Regions from separate parts of the Homo sapiens genome. Here region 2 is linked to region 1. A link is a loop called in an ENCODE intact Hi-C map of the cell type or tissue named here. Cell type or tissue: HepG2. All regions are shown on one strand. Links, peaks and the distances in the headings refer to the core of each region. The heading gives the core; the rest is flanking DNA. Region 1 overlaps HK2 (hexokinase 2). Region 2 has its middle 52 kb from the start of HK2-DT.

Region 1 (4,397 bases), core at 177-4,176:
ACTGGAGCCACGTGACAACTTCGGTAAAGCTCAAATGCCCACAGCCCTAGGGATGCAGCCTCCCTTCTCCAACCCCAGCATGATAACAAGGAAAGCAGGTTTACCTCAAGGCCACCCCAAAGACAAATAATGAGTCTAAAAATATCTCCCCAGCGTGTTCTACTCATGGTCAGAAATTCCTTTCCCAGGAGGGAGCCTTGTGTGGGAGAGGGAACAGCCGACCACGAATCAGAGGGCTTGACCTCTTCCAAGCCCTGAGGCCCGAGATGTGACAACACTGAACAGCGTCTTACTTGGATTTCATGCTTCTTCTCTAGTCACTCCTTTTAATACTGAGTACATGTTGGGTATAAAATACAACCAGAACAGCCTGAGCTCCGGCTGAGAGGGAGCCCTTACAGCTGTGCTGGCATCCATGAGTGTCTTGGGTGACTGCCTATCCACACGCTGGGAGCGGCTGGAGAAAGTACAGAAAGAACATGCCAAGGAAGTTTTTTGTCACCAGGGGCTGCCCTGAGAGAAGGGTCATACCTGGGTGCCACTGCCTCGCATGATGTCCTCAGGGATGGCATAGATCTGATTCTCCATCTCCACCTTCTGGAGCCCATTGTCCGTTACTTTCACCCAAAGCACACGGAAGTTGGTCCCTCCAAGATCCAGAGCCAGGAACTCTCCGTGTTCTGCAGAGAAAGGAAGGGCCACTATTAATTTTGGGCAAAATTCTTCCAGGAACCAACCGAGACTTAAAACTCCAAGTCCCTCCAGGAATATCTGTGGGTAAGGGGCGGCCAGTGGGATTCACTCCTCTACAGACATTACATATAGTCTAATTTCATGCTATACACCTTTACATTATTATTTTTTTAATTCTCAGAGCTTTATTAAAACTGGAAACTCACAGGGCTGTTTTTTTTTTAATCCCTCACTCCCTTCCCATCCTTTCCTCTGAGTCTCCAAAGTCAATTGTATTATTCTTATGCTTTTGCATCCTCATAGCTTAGTTCCCAATTATGAGTGAGAACATATGATGTTTGGTTTTCCATTCCAGAGTTACTTCACTTAGAATAATGGTCTCCAATCCCATCCAGGTTGCTACGAATGCCATTAATTTGTTCCTTTTTATGGCTAAGTAGTATTCTGTCGCATATACATTACTTTTATAATTCAATCAACAATATAAGACAGTTTCGCATCCAACGATGTGCTCACCCCCTCCTGAGAGCCGACTACCTCCTCAGTGCTTTCAGCAAGCCCCATGCCAGGGGTGCATGCCTCCATCCTGTTCCTCATACCCCCAGAACACCAAATTGCAAGCACGGTATTAAATTTACTTTCTAATGTTTGCATATTATGTTTGCATATTGCAATTGCAGTACTAAATTTACTTTCTAATGTTTGCATATTATGAGGGCCATGTCCTGCAGCAAGACCAGAGGGGTCATGTGATGGAGTGGAATGAGGACCAACACATTGAGGCCTGGTGAATAAGGCAAGCAGGTGCCCCCTCAAAGGATCTCAGGCTTATCAGAATGCAAGAGAATGCTGACCCCAGAGCATGTATGTACGACAAGAGTCAGGCCACTGAAGCAACAGAAAAGCTGTGGGGGAGCAGGAAAGAGGATGAGTGAGACTCCAGAAAGGAGCCACAGACACAGATGGGTGAAGACTGTCATGTGTCACTGGGAAGGTGCAGTTCCTACCCTCCAGGAAACAGCAGTGTAGACAGGAAACATCCAGATCCTGGGTGATAATACCACCGACTATGGGGAAGGGCCCCATTGTGTGGCACAGAATGAAAGTGCTGAAGAGGCGCGGAACCTGCAGCAGGGCAGGGGCTGGCGGAGCAGGCAAGGCGCATCCGCAGGTGACTGCCCCAACTGCGAGCAGCACCGCCAGTCTTCTGCTGCCCTGCCACAACCTTCTCAAAGGATACAAGGATACAAGGCAATTTCCTGGGGGGTTCACTTATTGGCATGTTTGTCAACACTCAACCCCTTTCCTGGTGGGAGAACAGCACTGAAGTGAAGCGGAATGGGTCAGAGGTCAGGGAGATGCTCTGACTCAATAACCCAAGAATGTTTGTTTTACACCCAGGTGCACTCAGCACCTCCAGCACTTAGGCCCTGAGAAAAGTCACATCTGACCAGCTCCCTGAGAACACCACCCACAGTCCCTAGGGTCCCAAGAGGGAAAACGGTAGACATCATCCACCAGAGACCACACAACCAGAAGTGTGTCAGGCGATGTGACACACGGAGACTGGCTCTGGAGCCCACATCACCTGCTCCAGAACCCCGGCCACTATTTAGCAGAGGCAAGTTCCTGAGCCTCTGAGCCTCAGCTGCTTCATCTCTAAAATGGGAACATTGCATCTCATTGGGTTGCTGTGAGGGGAAAAATTAGACACACAAGTGTGGTGCAGGACCAAGAACTCAGGACACACTCAGTAAGTACTAGGTACTCTCTCTCCGGGCTCTAGGCAGACCCTGTCCCACAGCCTCACTTGACTCTTCCAGGCCAACGAAAGCAGAAGGGATTGCAGAAACCTGTCCAAGAAAAGTCACTGGAATTGGCTCCAGTGACGGCAGCATTCCTCCTTAGGGGCACTAATTTTCCATTTCCTGCCCAGTGACTAGAGGTGGCCCCACCACTAGCTACAGCTGCGGGCTAGCTACAGCAACATCGCCCTCATCTGGGGTTAGCCTGCCTGCCTCATGGCCATGGGTGGCTTTTCCAGACACTCCAGCTCTGAGCCTTCCCTGGTAGTGGGAACTCAGCCAAATTCTAGGAAACACAACGTGGTGGCTGTCATGAGGGATGAAAGGGATATCAAAGATGAAATGCCTCATCAGCACTCTCAAGTCCAGGATACACGCGATCCGCTGAATCAGTGACCACAGGGGACCGAGGTGGCGAGGCTGCCCCTGGTGGGTCATCATCCGAGGCCAGCCCAGCTGGACTCAGAGGCCACAGCTCCACCAAGAACGGGTGGTGTGCAGGATTTTCTGATGGACTGAAGGGAAAACACAAATAATAAAGTATTGCTGATGAACCTGTTCCCAGGAAGGAGGTCCTCTCTTGCTTTGCTTACAGGACTCCTCTGGAACACACATTCCCTGACACCCCTCCTCCCTGCAGCCCTCCTCCACACACATAGGAAGCCACAACCACCATAGCCAATGACTGCATTCCTTCCAAGTCCGGAATCTGAGGCAGGCCTAGCACTGTGACTCGGCAATCCTGAGACGGGCCCTCTCGTAACGCCCACGCATGGTTACGTGCCCATGCCAGAGCAGTGGTTAGGCACTGGACCTTAGACAGGTAGGCAGGCCTCATTTTGAATTCCAGCTCAGCAGCTTCACTACCTGTGTGGTGTGGGCACATCACAGGGCTCTCTGAGCATGTCACCTCACCTGTAGAACAGGATTCATAATGCTGACATCTCCCAGCGGTTGTGATGCTTACGTGAAACATGGACTATGTTGTATGTGAACATATAGAAACACACAGGCTGGGTGTGGTGGCTCATGCTTGTATTCCCAGCACTTTGGGAGGCCAAGGCGGGCAGATTACTTGAGGTCTGGAGTTTGAGACCAGCCTGGTCAACATGGTGAAACCCTGTCTCTACTAATAATACAAAAATTTGCCGGGCATGGTGGCGTAGCCCTGTAATCCCAGTTACTTGGGAGGCTGAGGCAAGAGAATCACTAGAACCCAGGAAGTGGAGGTTGCAGTGAACTGAGATCTCGCCACTGTACCCCAGCCTGGGCAATAGAGCCAGACTCTGTCTCAAAAAAAAAACAAACAAATGACAACAACAACAAAGAAGAAACACAGTAAATTATTCCTCCGTTAATAGATCCTATCAAGGTACTTGTTCCCTTTCTCCCTGTCAAGGCCATGGAGGTTTGTGGCATGCTCTGGTGTCCAGTAAGGCAGGACAGAGGTTTGGTATAACTATAAGTTGGCATTAATTTGTGGGTGCCAAAAAATGGCATGTCCAGAGTAGCTACAACATAGGGCTCACGTGACATGGCTATAAACGCACAGCAAATACCATTGCCAAGGACTTTCTTTCGTTCTTAAGAAGGTCAGATCTGTTTCCAAAAGGGCTCTAGTGGCTCTAGTGGCACTGTGGAGGGCTGGGATAGCACAAGGAAGCAGCTCAAGGGCTGCTGCCACAGTTGAGCTGAGCAGCAGTGAGGGCATGAGCTCCAGGGCCATGTAGGGTGGCCAACCATCCCAGTTTGCCCAGGATGGAGGGGTTTCCTATGACATGGGACTTTCAATGCCAAAACTGGGAGAGGCTCAGGCAAATCAGAACACTGGACTGTATTTGATCCAACCTTAGAGCCTCTGGCTCTTCCTTGTCACTCAATGCCTGAGGCATGCAGCCG
Region 2 (4,397 bases), core at 187-4,186, 85 kb after region 1:
GTGAGACCCAGGTCTTTCTTGTCTAGCTAAACCCTCCTGTACCATCCCTGTTTCCATCACCACCCCTCTAAAATGAGCTTTCAACACATGCCCACACAAAGACCTCAGCCTCCTAACTGCTCTCCAGGCTCACTGTCCTGAATGCCAATTTTAGACTCTACGAAAGTCCGGGTTTGGCTCTTAAACTCCCCTACTACCCAAATTAGTTGTTTGAGCATTCTTACCACTTTTGCTTTGGAATCACAGCCTTTTAAGTCAGATACACAGAATAAAATCAACTTCCATGCTATCCCTGTCCCAGTAATTCTATATTGAATTAATTCTCCTGTTGATAATTTAAACTCCAGACAAAATTTTAAAAAAATTATTTGAAAGCATTGGCGAGAAGTGAAGAACATACAGAAACTTAAGAGGATTTGACTTTTAAAAGAAGAAAAACAAGCCGGGCGCAGTGGCTCAAGCCTGTAATCCCAGCACTTCGGGAGGTCGAGGCAGGTGGATCATGAGGTCAGGAGATCAAGACCATCCTGGCCAACATGGTGAAACCCTGTCTCTACTAAAAATACAAAAAATTAGCCGGGCGTGGTGGCAGGCGCCTGTAGTCCCAGCTACTTGGGAGGCTGAGGCAGGAGAATGGCATGAACACGGGAGGCGGAGCTTGCAGTGAGCCAAGATCATGCCACTGCACTCCAGCTTGGGCAACAGAGCAAGACTCTGTCTCCAAAAAATAAAAGTAAAAGAAGAAAAACACAGCAGATGAGATCCATATTTATCCCATTTTTCCCCTAAGGATTGTGTAGTGTAGTGTATGGAAATAGAGCTCAGGCAGAAATCATCAGTCTTACTGGGCTAAGGAGTCAGAGGTCAGAGTTTGGGACTGGCAAAACAGCTGGATATTGAGAGAGAAATCCTGGAACGGAAGGAGTCTCAAAGGAGGAAGCCCAACATCTGTGTGCAAATTCTCCTCAAATCCTTGGATGACTCTGAACTGTACATGTTCAGGGAAAGGTCCAAGAAAGCCAGTAGAAAGCAACAAATGGGAGGCTGAAAGCCTGTGCAGATATTTCCATTGCTGTCTAGTGCTGGGGAGACTGAGTTTGAAGAAATCTCACTAATTCAGAGGGCCTTAGTTTTACAGTGAAACTCCAGAAGGGCCATAACTTAGCAGTAAGAGCCACGTCTCAAGACTAAGGCCTAAACCTAGGATTCAGAGTAAAATAGACTTGCCATACAGAGTCTAAATGAAATATTCATAGAAACAAGGTGATCCTTCAGTAACTGCCAGCTGGAACAAAACTCTATCCTCATCAGAGTAAGATAGGTCAACCCAGAATCTCTACAATGTAATATGCACGATAATGAATAGTACTTACTTGTGAAGAAGCAGGAAACCCATAAGCAAGTGAAAATAGTCAATAGAAACAGACATCTTGGCAACCCATATATAGGAATCAGCAGACAGGATTTTAAAATAACTATGATAAATGTATTAAAGCACCTATGGATGGGTGTGATAGACGAAAGAATGAGATGCCTCAGGAGAGAAATGAAATGCTAATAAAAAACAAAATGAGGCTTACAAAACTGAAAATTCTAATATGTGAAATTTTAAAAAACTCATTGGATGAAATAAAGATTAAACAATGTATTATAGAAGCAAGAATTGGTGAAGTTAACAACAGTTCAATAAAAATTATCCAAATTGAATCACAATGGAAAAAAAATTTAAAGGAATGAATAGAGTCTCAACAATTTGCAAGATGAAGTCTAACACACAAGCAATTGGAATCCCAGAAAGAGATGAGAGAGAAAATTATACAGAAAGAATGCTTAGAGAAGCATGGACAAAAATTTTTCCAAATTTTATTTAAAACATAAACTTACAGACCTAAGAAGTCCATCAAACCTTAAGTGGGATAAATACAAAGAAAATCATATTATCAGTTAAATTTCTGAAAACAAAAGAGAAAGATAAAATCTTAAAAAGTACAAAAGGAGGAAAAACACTACATACAGAGAACTAGTGATAACAATGACAACTCATTCCTCCCCAGAAACAAGAGACCAGAGACAACAGAACCACATCTGTAAAGTGTTGAAAGAATAACTGTCAAACTATAATTCTATACCTAGTAAAAATTCCTTTAAAATTGAAGGTAAAAAAAATTTTAGGCAAATAAGAACTGGATTTATTCTCATCAATAAATCCACCTAAGAGAAATGTTAAAGGAATTTCTTCAGGCCAAGGGGAAGTGATACCATAAGAAAATTCATATCCACGGGAAGGAAAGAAGAGCATCAAAAATAGTAAAGAGCTGGGAAATGCTTTTAATATCTGCTTTTCTTTCTTTTCTTACCTTTTTAAAATACTGTTTAAAGCAAAATAATCCATTATGGGGATTCCACTTTTACTTTGTGGAAGTAAAATATATAAGAGCCTCTTGTTTTCTTTCCTATCACCTAGCTATCCCTAAGAGAGAGAAGAGCCTGAAAATTGGCCACCTCACGACCTTCCAAACAACCATGCAAAGGTTATTAATATTCTCTTTAGGTAGGAAGGAGCGTCACTCCTGGATTCTGTCCCCTTTGCAGACTTCTTGATGTCTTTCAGGGCCTGGCCAAACTCTCCAGGTGTGAAGGTTTCTGAGCTCTCATTCAATCTAAGTAGAAAGGCAACTCATTGATTCTGTTCAGATAGCAGGCATTGGTAGCTTCTTCTCTCGAGCCTTCACATTTTGCTCCCTCTTCCTGGAATCATTTCCTCCTCTATTTGTCTAGTTACTTCTGAGTCAGTCTTCAGGTTTCAGCTCAGACATCCCTTCTTCAAGGAATCCTTCACTGACCACTACCCCTCCCCATCATGCCCATGTCTGTGTCCATGCCTGTATCCCCTGCTCAGTCTCCCAGTCTCTCTGGACAAAGCCCCATCCTAGTCCTGGCCCAGAACACTGAGGCTGAATCCACATGACCACTGCTGGATTAGTGGAACACCTGCCTATCAAGCTCTCACCTGCCTACCAGGGTTTTCATCACTTCCCAGCTGCTTGAACCTTCTTGATGCTGACTGACCTACAGTGTGAACTTCTCTCATCACCAACTGTGAGAGTCTCCCTGCTGGGGCCACCTGCAATCCAGCCAGTCTGCTGGTCATGGCCATCCCTGTTCTGCACCAATATTCTGCCAATAAATGCCATTTTAGGTAGGTTTGCACAAAAATGAGTGTATTAGTCCATTTTCAGCCTGCTGATAAAGACATACCTGAGACTGGGCAATCTACAAAAGAAAGAGGTTTAATGGACTTACAGTTCCACGTGGCTAGGGATGCCTCATAATCATGGCAAAAGGCGAAAGTCACTTCTTTCATGGAAGCAGCAAGAGAGAGAATGAGAACCAGGTGAAAAGTGTTTCCCCTTATAAAACCATCATATCTTATGACACTTATTCACTACCATGAGAACAGTATGGGAGAAACCGCCCCCATGATTCAATTGTCTCCCACTGGGTGCCTCCCACAACACATGGGAATTATGGGGGTATAATTCAAGATGAGATTTGGGTGGGGACAGAGAGCCAAATCATATCAATGAGTTTTAGAAAGTGACAATACTTAGAGACAGGAGAAGGGCAAGAAGATATTTGGGTTGGGACCCCCTCCTAGGCACTCCATGGCACCTTCACAGCACTCATGACATCAACCTGTGGTTGGCCCACAAACCCCGCCCTCCACTGTATCCCCAGTGTCCAGCAGAGTCTGATTGCACTCATACAATCAGTATTTACTGAATAAATAAATGAAAAGTTGAAGAGTCAAGAAAGACCTAGAGGAAATGGATTTACTGAAGTGAAGGAAGGAAAGTTTCAAGAAAGCTAGGTGTGCTGTTCTTTGCCCCACCTCTTGCAGCATAGCTGTGGCATTCGGTAGGTGACGGTCACCTGGGAGAGGCTGGATGAGTGCCCATTTATTCCTGATGCTAAAGGACACTGTGAGGTCATGCCTGCTTGAGAAGTTTTCAATGATGGTCATTTTTTTTGTACTGAAAGACATTTCATAATGAGATAAGTGGCATCGTTGCCATAAAGGCTTGGAACTAATCAGATAACATAGTCTTAGTATATTCTGTTCGATTATTCAAGTGTACTTGACATTTACTTCTAATTCAGTGATTCACAGTTCTGGTGTGACTGCTTTCAAGTGTCTCTAATTATCTCAAGCGTGTCAACAGAGTCTCATAATGAAATGAATTTACATTCCCTTAATACATATTGCCAGGCCCCACCCAGACATAATTAATAGGAATCTCTGGGGTTGGGCCTAGAAATCTGCATTGTGTAATGCAGCTTGCATCTGCTTCTCAGATGATTCGGACGCAGCACTTTGGAATTATTGTTCTATTCCA

Evidence for each region. Peaks named below come from ENCODE experiments on the same cell type or tissue, not always from the same donor. Only the 100,000 strongest peaks of a DNase experiment are listed, where the experiment ranks them.
Region 2: a loop joins it to region 1, with 18 times the contacts of the local background. A loop is called at or near these places in 1 of 110 quality-filtered maps.

What each region holds. Positions count from the first base shown.
Region 1 is chr2:74,863,919-74,868,315 of GRCh38, reverse strand. HK2 (hexokinase 2) reads right to left here. Exons shown (of 18, transcript NM_000189.5): 3 at 532-680. Among named protein-coding and RNA genes, the nearest start is that of HK2, 32 kb to the right of the region's middle. In HepG2, for the core only: no CTCF peak of the experiment used is centred there; a DNase peak (open chromatin) is centred at 2,075.
Region 2 is chr2:74,779,294-74,783,690 of GRCh38, reverse strand. No RefSeq gene overlaps it. Among named protein-coding and RNA genes, the nearest start is that of HK2-DT, 52 kb to the left of the region's middle. In HepG2, for the core only: no CTCF peak of the experiment used is centred there; no DNase peak of the experiment used is centred there; H3K27me3 peaks cover 2,527 bases.